Regions from separate parts of the Homo sapiens genome. Here region 2 is linked to region 1. Evidence: read pairs that join two places in POLR2A ChIA-PET (ENCODE). Cell type or tissue: PC-9. All regions are shown on one strand.

Region 1 (4,000 bases):
CTTTGAACAGCTCTGCCTTGTTTGGAATAATTCTTTGGGCTCTATTGGTGTAAATTTCAAAAGAAACTATGAAACAGTTCCATGTGATTCTACCATTAGTAAAGTTATTCCTGGGAATGGGAAATTGTTGTTGGGCTCCAATCAAAATGAAATTGTCTCTCTAAAAGGGGACATTTATAACTTTCGACTTTGGAATTTTACCATGAATGCCAAAATCCTCTCCAACCTCAGCTGTAATGTGAAAGGGAATGTAGTCGACTGGCAAAATGACTTCTGGAATATCCCAAACCTAGCTCTGAAAGCTGAAAGCAACCTAAGCTGTGGTGAGTTTGTAGCGTATTCCTTTTTTTTTTTTTTTTTAGCATTATTCTATGAATATGATTGTCAACAAAGAATTATACATACACACAAATGTACCTGTATGTATATTCACACATATAGACATATATATATATGTTGTCATTAAAAAGCTCTTTTAATTTTTAAAATGTCGTCTGCTCAGCTCTTATAGCACACATTTGATTATAAGCCATGCATGCTCCATCAAGACATTTGGTTTTACCATTCTTAAGTTTTCCCTATGTCATAAAATATCACAGAGTTTATCACGAATATAACAATAGTTATAATTGTGGAATCTCAAATACAAATGTTAACACTAGGCTTGAAACAAAAGAAATTAATAAGTAAGTTATTGGTATTTTTTTTTTGAGACAGAGTCTCACTGTGTTGCCCAGGCTGGAGTGCAGTGGGGTGATCTTGGCTCACTGCAAACTCTACCTCCTGGGTTTAAGAAATTCTCATGCCTCAGCCTCCCAAGTATCTGGGACCACAGGCGTGCACCACCACACCCAGCTAATTTTTGTATTTTTTTAAAATAGAGATGGGGTTTCATCATGTTGGCTAGGCTGGTCTCAAACTCCTGACCTCAAGTGGTCCACCTATCTCAGCCTCCCAAAGTGCTGGGATTACAGGTGTGAGCCACCCTGCCTGGCCAGTTACTGTTTTTTTTTGTTTTTTTTTTTTTTTTTGAGACAGAGTCTCGCTATGCTGCCCAGGCTGGAGTGCAGTGTCATGAGATCTCAGCTCACTGCAAGCTCTGCCTCCCAGATTCACGCCATTCTCCTGCCTCAGCCTATCGAGTAGCTGGGACTACAGGTGCCCACCACCATGCCCGGCTAATTTTTTGTGTTTTTAGTAGAGATGGGGTTTCACTGTGTTAGCCAGGATGGTCTCAATCTCCTGACCTCGTGATCGGCCCACCTTGGCCTCCCAAAATGTTAGGATTACAGGCATGAGCCACCGTGCCCGGCCCAGTTACTGTTTTTAATCACAAAGGTGATACAGTAATAAACTGATCTATATCATCCTGGAATTAAATTTCAATTGGATGACTTAAATAAACAACCAGCACCTAAGAGAATAGTATTTACTCAGCCAGTTTAAATATCAAAACTGTCCATTTTATAGAAAATCTTAATCAGGAATTATCCATTTTTTTCTTTGAACATTTTTCTCCATTTTTTTTAAAATGAGGATTTATAGTTTGTTTCAAATACTGTGCTGTCTCTGGTTCTTCTTTGTGAGACTGTAAATGTGCTATTATTGGAAGTAGCTAAATGCAGAATATTTTGAGAAATAATTCTGTGTGATAAAAATTGTATTAAAATAGATCTCCACCTAATATTCTCCATTTACACAAGTTAATTCTGGAAGCCTTTATTTTATTATAGGACTGATTCAAACACAAAAAGTAGAAGTTTCATTATCAACTTTAAATGTCATATGACTAAATCTAAGGCAGTGATAATATATACATTTTAGTCACAGACATAACTCTCAATTAAAAAGGAGAAGAAGGAGCCTAGTATTCAAAAGTAATTTGTATATGATATTGGAGGGAAGTTTACTGGGAATTTATTCCCACGCTTTGAGCAAAGTAGCACCCTTATGATGACTCAAGGCCACCTCCCAATTTCTCAGACCCATGCCTGCCCTTCTGGCCTGAGAACTCCTGTTACCCACCTGTTCGTGTGGTCCATGGCACTCCTACAGGTGGTGGAAAGGCTGTGAAGTGATGTCATTTGAAAGATATTTCCTTGCAGGATGTTGGAAAGTAGATAAACCACAACCCTGTTCCACAAGGGAACTGCAGAGCTTTATAAGAGCTGGTGATGTTCCCTAAGATCTTCTCTCAGTGTTAGGATAGCTAGAAAGGACCTTCAGGGACTCCTTGAGAAGTCTTTTATCAGAGAAGAAATTGAGAAAGTCAGGTGTGTATGTTTGGTGTGGGACAGTGAAGAATAAGGAGAGGGAATGGTGCACTTCCTGCATTCTGGGTGACTGTCTTTAATTCAGGGGTCTCTTTTCACCATAGACTGGGACATTATTAAGAAGTCATAGTATAGACCATTCTAATATTTGCCTTTTTATGGGACAATGTTTTGAAGATGTCAGCAACCAAAACAAATATGGCTATGTTAATAATTGCTAATACTTATATTTAAATTGAACACACATTTTGTACTAAATGTCATTTTAAGCACTTAACACATATTGGTTGATTACCTACACCATAGATCCCATGTTACGGGTTCTATAATTGATCCTATTTTGCAAATAAGGAACCTGAGGCACGTGGAGATTAACTAACTTATCCAGTGTCTCTTAATTAGTAAGTAGCCAAGCCAGGATTGGAGCTTGGAAAGTTTGGTATTAGAGCTGTGCTCTTCTAACCAGTATAAATTAGACTGTCATTCATCATAAACAGGATTAGATATTAGATTTAGTACCAGGATAGGCTAAAGCTCATTCTTGCTCAGGGGAGAAGTATGAAGGTCCAAGAGCCATCTCTCTGGCCAGCAGTGCATTCTGTGAGAAAACACTAGGTTTGCAGTGTGTTAACATATTTGTTTCAAACAAATAATATTTGTTTCCCACAATACTTCCTGGATACCTAACTATGAAAAAGTATGATTCAGTTTTACAGGGATTCCTAAGCTTCTCTAAGAATTTCTCTAGACCAGAGGTTGGCAAATTAGGAGGGCCTGTAACAGGCCATGCATTTTTGTTTACTTGTTTGTTTAGAGACGGGGTTTCACTCTGTCCCCCAGGGTGGACTGTAGTGGTGCCATCAGAGATCGCTATAACCTTGAACTTCTGGGCTCAAGTGATCCTCCTACTTCAGCTCTCCTGAGTAGGTAGGACATCAGGTGTGCACCACCATGCCCAGCTAATTTTTTAAAACATTTATTGTAGAGATGAGGTCTCACTGTGTTGTCAAGGCTGGTCTTGAACTCCTGGCCCCATGTGATCCTCCCTCCTCAGCCTCCCAAAGTGGTGGGATTACAGGCATGAGGGATTGTGCCCAGCACACATGTTTTTTTAATACTTGTTTTTCTTTTTCTTTTCTTTTTTTTTTTTTTTTTTTTTTTTAAGTTGGGGTCTTACTGTGTTGCCCAGACTGGCCTCAAACTCCTGGGCTAAAGCAATCTTCTAATCTCAGCCTTCTGAGTAGCTGGGACTAAGCTCCCTTGTTCTTATAAATAAAGTTTAATTGGAACACAGCCATGCCCATTAGTTTATATATTGTCTTTGTCTGCCTCTGTGCTACAATGGCTGTGTTAATTGATTGTGATCAATACAGTATAGCCTGCCATCCTAAAATGTTTACAGTCTAGCCCTTTAGGAGAACATTTGCCACCCCCTGAAACTAGTCTAAAGAACTGAGAGTCCGCTTTGCTGAACCACATACTTTGGACAGCACTAGAAAAGACCTGCTAGATCTCCTCAGCCAGGGAAAACAAACCAATCACCCACAGGCTAGTTTAGCCCTACGACATGGGTGGTGGTAGTAGCATTTATTTGTTCCTGTTCATTTACATTTGTTTCACACAGTGCTTTTAATTGATGAATTATTTCCAATATTAAACAATTAGATTTCACATAAAAATGAAGTTTTGGATTTTTCTGGTAAACAGAATACACTAGGCTACTATAT
Region 2 (4,000 bases), 250 kb before region 1:
AGGAAGGACATAGAAATCATCTTAGCAGTTGTACAACTTTTTATCTCAGTACTTCTAATTGGCCTATGTCAAGTCTCACAAAGGGTGAGAGTAGCAGATTGTCAGCATTCAGAATACAGCATTCTCTTATTTGTGTGTGTCTTACATTCATGCTCCCCAAGTGTATTAGATTGGGTCCATAGGAAAAGATTCTGAGATAATAAGCTCTCTGCAGAAAGTTTATTGAAAAGTATTCTCAGGAGTTGCCTGCGTAAAGAAATGTGGAAGGCAGGACTGAACAGAAACACCTGCAATGTCATTGCAACTGAAGTCTTAGGCAATGCCAAGGGCAGCCCTGCAAATGGAATGGACTCTGAGTATTGTTCTGAATTGAGATGGGAGTAGGCTCTATAGCACCACATCAGCCAGTTACTGGTTATGCGTCAGCCTCTAGGAAATGACATAAGCTGGCTGAAACATTTCCCTGCAATGGAGGGCTATGCTCAGTGAGTGAAATAGTTGTACACTGTCAGCAGCCAATATTCCCAGCAGCAGAGAAATGGCACTTAGGTGAAGGATCAGAGCATTCACCACACCAGGATGGGACATATGACTGGGTCAGGATACCCCCATCTAAATAGGACCATATCATTAGGCTTGGCTTATTATACCAAGCCTATTCATGGTTGCCATTGGCTGGTGCCCCAGGAGCTGGTCCAACCAGTTAATGCCAAGTAAATTGGTCTGTTCTCACCCAAAACATAAAGTGTGAAGGATTGCCAAGGACTCTAGGTGTGGCAGGGATGTAAAGGTTTACAAACTCATCTTCAACATAACAAATTACCAACTTCTCAATAACAACACAGAAACAGCAACAATATAATAATATTTTATGTTAATTTGGTATTTACAGTCTAGATACTATGCTAAATACTTTACACAATTTATCTCATTTAATCTTAACGGGAACCCTATGAGGTGTTATTATTTTACTGTTACAGACGGAAAATTGAAACCCAGAAAAATGCAGAAAATGTATCCAATACAATAAAAATAATAAGTCATAGACCTTGAAACAAAGAGTTTCAGAGTCTTTCGTTTTAAGAATTTTACTAAACAACCCACAGAGTCTGGCTTATTAATGACCGTATACTACTTGTCACTTGCATGGAAATCTGTTGGCTTCATTTTAAGTATAAATCATTTTAAGTATAAAGTCATATGTACTATATTACAAATATTGCAAAAATTGACATTGTACTTGTTGGATTTGAAATCTGTTGGCTTAATTTTAAGTAAAGTATAAAGCCATATGTACTATATTACAAATATTGCAAAATTGACATTGTATTTATTCAGAGGTCCTATATCCAATGATCTTAACTCTTAAGAACATTATTGAGAACCACAAGACCAGTTTAAGAGACTTTTGTGTTCTGGTAGAAATGGAATAATGGGGATTGAATAATCTCTCCTGCCCTAAACAACTAGATGATTGGACAAAACCTATAACAATCATTATAAAAGATGAGACTGCTGTTGGAAAGCAAGTATCATGGGACTGTAATCTCTGAGAAAAAGGAAACAAATTGAGTGAGCCCTGAATGCATCAGCTCACTCCAGAGGCAGTTTCACACCACCTTTTAGGAAGATGGGACCCTAACAGAGCCCAGTGGTCTCACTGAATTGAAGAACCAGAGATCAATGTTGGAGGAATAAAGATGGTTAGAATTTGCTAAGAGGAATATGGTACTATAGAGGTAGAAGCTAAACAGGGAGAACTTCAGAGATCTGCAGAGGGGTCTACTTGAGGCTCTGAGTATTGACCTGTTCATGTGTGACAAGAAAACACCCAAGGCCAGAGAAACACTTAAAAACATTTGAAATACAAACAGGGCTGAAAGTAATTTGTGTCTCCAGAGCAGAGTGGAAAGACCTTGTAATGCAAGATCTATCCTGTAGAGTACTCACAAGTATGTTACCTTGGTTGTCAGCCTAAATTTGCCCTATGCGACAAGCTAATCTAAACCTACCTTACAAATACTTAAATAAAGCTTCAAAGATATCTACCTGATTCCTGCAGAATAAGTGCATGCCAGAACAAATTCTAACATTATTTAAAATTCAGCAAACAACAAAATAAAATTTACAACATCAGACATCCAGTCAAAAATTACCAGTTACAGAGTTACCTCATTTTATCGTGTTTCATTTTATTGTCCTTTGCAGATACTGCATTTTTTACAAATTGAAGGTTGGTGTCAACCCTGCATCCAGCAAGTCCATCAGCACCATTTTCCCAATGGCATGTGCTCATTTTGTGTCTCTGTATCACATTTTGGGAATTCTCACAAAATTTCAAAAGTTTTCATGATTATTACATCTTTTATGATGATCTGTGATGAGTGACTTTTGATGATACTACTGTAATTTTTTCAGGACACCTCGAAAACTGCCTATACAAAATGGTGACTTTCATTGACAAATGTTGTGTGTGTTCTTACTGCTCTACCAATTGGCTGTTTCCCCACGTCTCTACATATCCTAGGGCTCCCTATTCCCTAAGACTGAACAATATTGAAATTAGGCCAAATAATAACCCAACAAAGGCCTCTAAGTGTTCAAGCAAAAGAGTCACAGGTCTCTCACTTGAAATCAAAAGCTAGAAATGATTAAGCTTAGTGAAGAAAGCATGACCAAAGCCAAGACAGACTGAAAGCTCGACCTCTTGCTCTAGTTAGCCAAGCTGTGAATGTAAAGGAAAAATTCTTGAAGGAAATTAAAAGTGCTACTCCGATTAATACAAGAATGATAAGAAAGAAACAATGCCTTATTGCTGACATGGGGAAAATTATAGTGGTCTGGATAGAAGATCAAACTGTAACTCAGTAGCTTAGCTTCAAAACACATTTTAAAACCTTTTTTTTTCATTTTCTGTTTTCTCCCTAGTCTCAAGATGTAACCTTGAAGCAAACAACAGAAACCTTTTATTCCCTCCTTAGCCTTAAAAAAATACGCTAAAACATACTTTAAAACTCTGTTTCCCTCCCTTTCCCACTCTACACTATGTTACACCATGCACATTTACCTAACTATATACTTGTATTTAATTACGTGCTTACTTAGAAGTTCCAGTGGCTAATCTTGAGACAGACCAGGAATGGAGCCCAAGCTGCAAAATTCTAGAGATTACCTCAAGGTGGTAGTCAATATGCAGCCATTGTTGATATGATCCCAGACCACACTCCAGGTGGACCATGACTCAAGATAGCTACCAGAACAAGACACACAGACATTGTACCCAGCACTACTCCCCACATGCCTCTCATTCCCAGTTCCCTTTTTAAGCCCCTCTCCTCAGCATAAAGTTTGAAATGGTTCCTTTAAGGTATGAGCCTTGGCCATTTCTCCCACTGCTAGCTCTGGAATAAAGTCACTTTCCTTTCACCGCATTTTGTCCATGTTACTGACTTTGCAAGAAGTGAGCAGCTGAGTTTGTATTCGGTTACAAAACCAGCCACAACATTCCCTTAAGCCAAAACCTAATCCAGAAAAATACCGTCTCTTCAGTCCTATGAAGGCTAAGAGAGCTAAAGAAGCTGCAAAAGAAAAGTTTGAGGCTAGCAGAGATTGGTTTATGAGGTTGGAGGAAAGAAGCCATAAAAATATACCTTGTAATGCAAGATGGTATATCACCATACCATATCATCATACCATAAAAATGCAAGATGAAGTAGCAAGTGCTAATGTAGAAGCTATAGCAAGTTATGCAGAAGATCTAAAATAATTGATGAAGGTGGCAACACAAAACAACAGATTTTCTATGTATATCAAACAGCTTTATACTGGGAAAAGATGCCATCTAAAACTTTCATAGCTAGAAAGAAGTCAATGCCTGGGTTCAATGCTTCAGCAGACAGGCCTGACTCTTGTTAGGAGCTAATACAGTTGGTAACTTAAAGTTGGAGCTAATATTCATTTGGAATTCAAAAAATCCTGTAGCCCTTAAGAATTATGCTAA

Evidence for each region. Peaks named below come from ENCODE experiments on the same cell type or tissue, not always from the same donor. Only the 100,000 strongest peaks of a DNase experiment are listed, where the experiment ranks them.
Region 2: POLR2A ChIA-PET joins it to region 1 with 6 read pairs; 2 of 35 experiments call an interaction of 5 or more read pairs at or near these places.

What each region holds. Positions count from the first base shown.
Region 1 is chr6:142,370,471-142,374,470 of GRCh38, forward strand. ADGRG6 (adhesion G protein-coupled receptor G6) reads left to right here. Exons shown (of 25, transcript NM_198569.3): 4 at 1-323. Among named protein-coding and RNA genes, the nearest start is that of ADGRG6, 70 kb to the left of the region's middle. RefSeq lists an enhancer at 3,781-4,000. In PC-9, no CTCF peak of the experiment used is centred here; DNase peaks (open chromatin) are centred at 1,991 and 2,941; H3K27ac peaks cover 3,080 bases.
Region 2 is chr6:142,118,719-142,122,718 of GRCh38, forward strand. All of the region lies in intron 1 of NMBR (neuromedin B receptor), which reads right to left. Among named protein-coding and RNA genes, the nearest start is that of GJE1, 12 kb to the right of the region's middle. In PC-9, no CTCF peak of the experiment used is centred here; no DNase peak of the experiment used is centred here.